2 separate regions of the Homo sapiens genome follow, and region 1 is linked to region 2. A link is a contact called in ENCODE Hi-C or POLR2A ChIA-PET data. All regions are on one chromosome and are shown on one strand. Each heading gives the region's core, a stretch centred on a gene start or an enhancer-like site at or near the end of the contact. The rest is flanking DNA. Distances are from core to core; before and after follow the strand shown.

Evidence for each region. Hi-C counts contacts between places; a loop is a spot of excess contacts on that map. ChIA-PET counts read pairs that join two places held with the same protein, here RNA polymerase II (POLR2A). Pooled maps may share reads with other maps.
Region 1: a loop to region 2 is called in a map of gastrocnemius medialis, with 9 times the contacts of the local background. The contact joins the promoter of FBRSL1 here to the promoter of ULK1 in region 2. A Hi-C loop is called at or near these places in 6 of 168 maps with a recorded cell type or tissue (aorta, ascending aorta, dorsolateral prefrontal cortex and 3 more), 5 of 37 single-sample maps with no recorded cell type and 22 of 50 pooled maps. POLR2A ChIA-PET finds 5 or more read pairs at or near these places in 1 of 52 experiments (activated naive CD4-positive, alpha-beta T cell).

Annotation. Positions count from the first base shown.
Region 1 is chr12:132,488,849-132,491,548 of GRCh38, reverse strand. FBRSL1 (fibrosin like 1) reads right to left here and starts at 1,398. Exons shown (of 19, transcript NM_001367871.1): 1 at 688-1,398. The coding sequence starts at 978. RefSeq lists enhancers at 1-310, 2,308-2,437 and silencers at 1,468-1,917, 2,048-2,117.
Region 2 is chr12:131,893,289-131,895,988 of GRCh38, reverse strand. ULK1 (unc-51 like autophagy activating kinase 1) reads right to left here and starts at 1,367. Exons shown (of 28, transcript NM_003565.4): 1 at 877-1,367; 2 at 296-388; 3 at 165-206. The coding sequence starts at 987. LOC124903059 (a long non-coding RNA gene) reads left to right here and starts at 1,831. Exons shown (of 2, transcript XR_007063538.1): 1 at 1,831-2,142; 2 at 2,414-2,700. RefSeq lists silencers at 1-40, 1,108-1,617, 1,648-1,697.

The sequences.
Region 1 (2,700 bases), core at 149-2,648, 600 kb before region 2:
GGCCCTGGTGCAGGGCAACTTGCTAGCATTCCTGCCCATGCCAGTCCTGGGGAGACAGCGCCTGCCCCAACTCTCAGACAGCATTTAATTTCCTTCTCTGCTCAGCTGAGTTCATGTAAGAGGAGCAGTATTTGCTCAGCAAATACTGTCCGTCAGCCAGACAAGCAATATTTTTGGCCAATCTATTAACCATGCAGCAGGCAGCAGTCACCAAGAGGGGTCTTGAGATTAACCCTCCTTCTCCCCTTCTCAGCAGAGCCCTCGAAGGGAGGAGGGAACGGGATGGCCCGCGGAGTATCCATTTTATCACCACCTCCCTAAGATCCAGCACTGCTCCCTAGCACGTCCTGAACCAGGCAGAGCGATATGCTGGCCACAGAAACACAACTGATAAAAGGCCGACGGTGCTGTCAGACAGCCCCCAATTTCGAAGCGTAGATTTTTTTGCCTCTGCAACTTAAAACGTCCCCAAACCCACCCGACGCTGCTGGGTCTTCCAGATGCGACGGTCTGGGCGAGCGGTGGGCACCCAGGGTCCCTGGAACGGGTACCAAGTGGCCGGGGCTTCCCTCAGGGCTGCCCACGGCGCGGGCGGTCGCAAGCCCAGGGGTCCCGGGATCGCCCGACGCGTCAACTCCGGGCCCCGTTCTCGCCTCAACGCCTGCGAAGCCGCACCCGTCCACCTACCTCCAGGGCCTCCAGGGTGCTGAAGCTGGCGATGGCGAAGCCGTCGATGACCTCCTCCTCCTGCGAGCTGGACTCGCGGCGGCGGCGGCGCGGGGGACGCGCGGTGCGGGGCGCGGGGGCGGCGCCTCGGGGGGGCGCGCCGCGGAGGCCCGCGTTCTCCTTGCCGGGGCTGGGCTCGGGCTCGTCGCCCGACGACGGACTCTGGGCGCGGGCGTCGCGGGCGGCCTCCCGGCGCCGGCCACGGTCCCGCTGCGCGCGCGAGCGCCGGCTCGGGCGGACCTTGGCCTCCATGGCCGCGCGTGCGCCCCGTCGGGCCGGTGACCTTGACGCCCCGCGCCTGGCTCGCAGCAGGCGGGCTCCCTCGGCTACGCGGCGCCGCCGGGCTGAGTGTGCGCCGCGCGGGCTCGGGCCCTGGGCGGCGGCGGGCGGCGGGCCGGGCCGGGCATGCCGGGCGCGGGGGGCGGCTCAGCCCCGGGCCCGGCGCGGCCTGGGACCCCCGGCGCGGGCGGCTGGGCGCATCGGCGGGGGCGGGCCCGGCGCTCAGCGGCCCTCGGCCGCCCCCCCGGGGGCGCGCCCCATGCGCGCGGCGCGGCGATCGGGCCGAGCGGGCGGGGCCGGGCGGGCGCGGCAGGCGGCAGGCGGGAGGCGGCCGGGCTCCTGGGCACCGGGCTCGTGAGGCGGCGGCGGCGCCCCGAACAGATAACAACTGACGCACTTCCGCCCGGCTGCGCTCGCCAGAGGAAGTGAGGGCCGCCGCGGGCGCCCGCGCGCCCCGCCCCGACCACGCCCCTGCCCCGCCCCGCTCATAAGGCTCCGCCCCCACCCCGCACACGCGGCCCGCCCCGCTCACAAGGCTCCGGCCCCTCCCCGCCCCATTCACGCAGGCCCCGCCCCCCGCAGGCTCCGCCCCCTCCCCGACCCGCTCACGCAGGCCCCGGCCCCGCCCCTCCCGGGCGCTCCCGCTAATTCAGGCCCCGCCCCACCCGCAGGTGCCCGCCCTTCGACCTCGCCCCCTAGCCGCGCCCCTCCCCGGCGCCCCGACCTCCGCTGCAGCCGGCGGTGATCCGCTCGGCTCCTTCCTGGGAGGGCGCTGGGATGCCGCGGCCCCTCCGTGGGCACCTGCGGGCGGCGCTCTCCAAGCGGGAGGCGGGGGCAGCGCCGCCCTCCTCTGCGGGACTGGGGTCCCCGGCCGCGGGCGGCTTCCGAGGAGGACGAGGGGCCTCCGGTCTCGCGGAACCGAAGTCCTGCCCTCGGCGAGCGTGGAAGGGACGGGGAAGGGGCGGGGAGGACCGGGGGAGGGTCCTCGGCCAGGCGGTGCCCCCTCCCCGCGTCCCCGCGGACCCTCCCAGGCCTCCTAGGATGCGGGAGGGGTCTGTCCGCGTCCCCGCCCCGCGCCACGTGCCCCCAAGTCCCACAAGAAGGCGGCTCCCGCCACCGAGACCCCCGGGAACGCGCCCAGCGAGGCGGGGGCTGCTGCCAGACACGGAGCGCAGTGTGGAGGGCGGCGCGGGCAGGAAGCGCACGGAGGCGGCTGCGGTTGCGAGGCAGGCGCGGGGCGAACTTCCTCCTCCACCCCCAGGACAGGCCGAGCTCGGAGGGGCCCGCCTGGTGGGGTTTTCTGAGCCCAGGGGCCCCTTGCGCGTGGGCACTGGAGTCATTGATTCATGCAGCGCGTATTTGCCAGATGCCTCCTGTGTCCAGGCTCTGTTGGTGACCCCGCAGCGGCTGAGATAGACTACCCTCTTAGAAGTGGGAGAGAGACCCTGAACACAGGGCCAAATAGAATATCAGCCAAGGATAATCTGAAGAAAATCGAACGGGGAGGTGTCACAGAGAGTGGGCATTGGGTGGTCCAGAGGGCCTCCCCGAGGAGTGACGACTCCGAGCCCCAGCAGTCATGGGCACCCTGTTTCAGGTCGGGGCTACACCCCTGCACAGGCCCTCGGAGAAGAATGGTGGTTTGCTGGAGGGCGGAGGGGAGGGTGCCCAAGACAGTGGTGGGACCCTGCCCTC
Region 2 (2,700 bases), core at 118-2,617:
CAAGAGCCAGCACCAGCCCAGGCCTGGACCCAGGGTGGAGTCTCCAGGGGCCCAGTAGACCCCAGCCTGGACAGGCTCAACACCAGTGCTCACCAGGGGATCCAGCACCTGGGGCCACAGTCCCCCAGCCCGGTCCCCAGCAGACCGCAGCCCAGAGGCCTTACCTGGAAGTCGTACAGGGCCACGATGTTTTCATGTTTCAGTTCCTAGGACAGAAACCCAAGTTTGTTATCAGTGTGGGGAGGGGGGCTTGCCCACGCCCACGCCCACGCCCCCTCCCCCAGCACTGGCTCACCTTCAGGATTTTGATTTCCTTCCCCAGCAGCGTCTGAGACTTGGCGAGGTTCTTCTTGTTAATGCACTTGACGGCGACCTCCAAATCGTGCTTCTGAAAGCCAAACGTGCACCTTCAAGGCCAGGGCTGCCCCTCGCAGGCCTCCCCCAGACCCCAGTCCACACAGGTGGGGCCCTGAGATGATCCCGGTTGGGAATCCCGGGACTGGAAGGCCGAGTGGGGAGCCAGGTTGAGGATCGCGCTGGGGGTCCTGGGGTAGGGATCCAGCCTCGAAAGCCGGCTGTGGGACCAGGTTGCGGGGTGTCCCGGGGTGAGGGTTTGGACAGGAAAGTCGGGCTGGGGGTCTCGGAGTGAGGATCTGGGCTGGAAAGCCCGGCAGCGGATCTCGGGGCGGGAGTCTGAACTGGAAAGTCGGGCTGGGGGTCGCGGGGTGGGGATCCTGGGGTGGGGGTCGGCCTGGAAAGTCGAGTGGGGCTCTCGGGAGGCGTGGGGGGGTCCCGGGACAGGCGGGGAATCTCGGGGCGGGGATGCAGGGGCAGGGGATCCTGGGCGGGGGATCCCGGGCCGGACGGGGGCCTCACCTCGCGGTGGCGGCCCTTGAAGACCACCGCGAAGGCGCCGTGGCCGATCAGGTCCTTGCGGGAGAACTCGAACTTGCCCACGGTCTCTGTGCCGCCGCGGCCGGGCTCCATGGCGCAGGCGGGCCGGGGGCGCGGGGCGGGGGGTGGCGGGCCAAGGCGCGGGGGACTCAGGCGGAGGCGCGGGCCGGGGCGGGCGGGCCGGGGGCGCGGGGCCGGGGGCGCGGGGCCGGGCGAGGGCGCATCTCCGGGGCCGCGCGCCCCATCGGGCAGGCCGGGGCCGGGTCCCAGCCCCGCGGGCCAGGCGGGGTCCGAGGGTCGCGCTCCCTCCGGCGCCTGTGCCACGGCACTCTTCCCGGGCTGCTAATCCGAATCCGGATCCGACTCCGACTCCGACTCCGGCTCCAACTAGGGCCCGGGCTCGGCCCCAACGGAGAAACAAAAGAGCCGCGGCGCCCGGGCCTCAGAGCCTGAGACGCCCGCGCAGCCGCACTGCGCGCCGGGCCGGGAGGCGGGATGAGGGCGGGGCCTGCGGGACGGAGCGGCAGAGCCGGGCGTGACGAACAGACGGGGGGCGGGGAATGGGGCGGGGCCTGTCGGGGGGGTGGGCGGCTGGGCCGGGCCATTGCGGGGCCGGGTGGGCTGGGAGTGGGTGGGGCCAACAGCGGACCCGCCCCGGTGAGAGCAGAGAGGCGCGCTGACCCGGGAGCGGGCCACGGGGCTCAGTGTTGATTCCTTGCCCCACTCCCTTCCACGCCCCTTCCCCGCCCCTTCCCCGCCCCGCTTCTTCTCTGCTCCCCTCCCTCCTTTCCCCTCTCTCCGTCCTCCTCCCTCCTTTTCCCCTTCCCATCACCTCTCTCCCTCCCTGCCCCCTCCCTTCCGCCCCCTCCCATGCCTTCCCCCCCGCTCCCCTCCCGCCCCCACTGCCTGTTCTCCTCCCTCCTGTCCCCCCTCCCTGTTCCCCTCCCTCCCCTTCCCTGTTCCCCTCCTTCCCGCTCCCTGTTCCCCTTCTACAGGAGAATGGAGAACAGGCGTGGGAAATGTTCCCAAAACGGGGGACTGCGCAGAATTAATTCTTAGAAATAGAATGGCTGAGTTAGAGGTTAGGCATTTAAAGTTGAGTTCCATAATGCCAAATTGCAAAAAAAAAAAAAAAAATTGTAGACCAAAAAGTTGTCACCCAAACCAACGACATAGCCCATAAATCCGCTGGGGAGGAAAGGTTAGCTAGATGGGCTGCGCATCGGTCCTGTGGAACACTGCACAGAGGTAAATATACCTGTGCTCAAGGGTGAGTTCTCCAAAGATTATAATTAAGTAAAAGCAAAATATGGAACAGGGCACTGTACTGTCTGTCGTTTTAAGAAAGCGGTAGGATTGGGATGTGTGTGTGTGTGAAACGCCTGTAATGTGTACATGGTCGTTCCTAACTATAATGACAGCTAACTCATCACTTAGGCCAAGCAGCGCACTTTCCAGCGATTAGTGCATCCATTCAATGATTCCACGAGGCACTTGCTGTTATGTCCCTGTTTTACAGATGAGGAAATCAAGGCGGAGAAAAGTTGGAGAATGTGTCCAAAGTCACACCGCCGGCAGCCAAAAGAGCCCGGGGGCTCACTCACAGAAGACACAGCCAACAGCGATTGCTCTGGGAGAGAGGACCGGGGAAAAGTTAGTGCTGTTCACCGTACACGTTGCGCGCTAGTTGGAATGGCTTTCACCACGTGCAAGCACTGCTTTTGCAAATGCATGATTCTAAACAATGCTCACCAACCCAGCCTTCAGTACAGTCCTAAAGTAACAGCCCAGAAACACACACTTCAG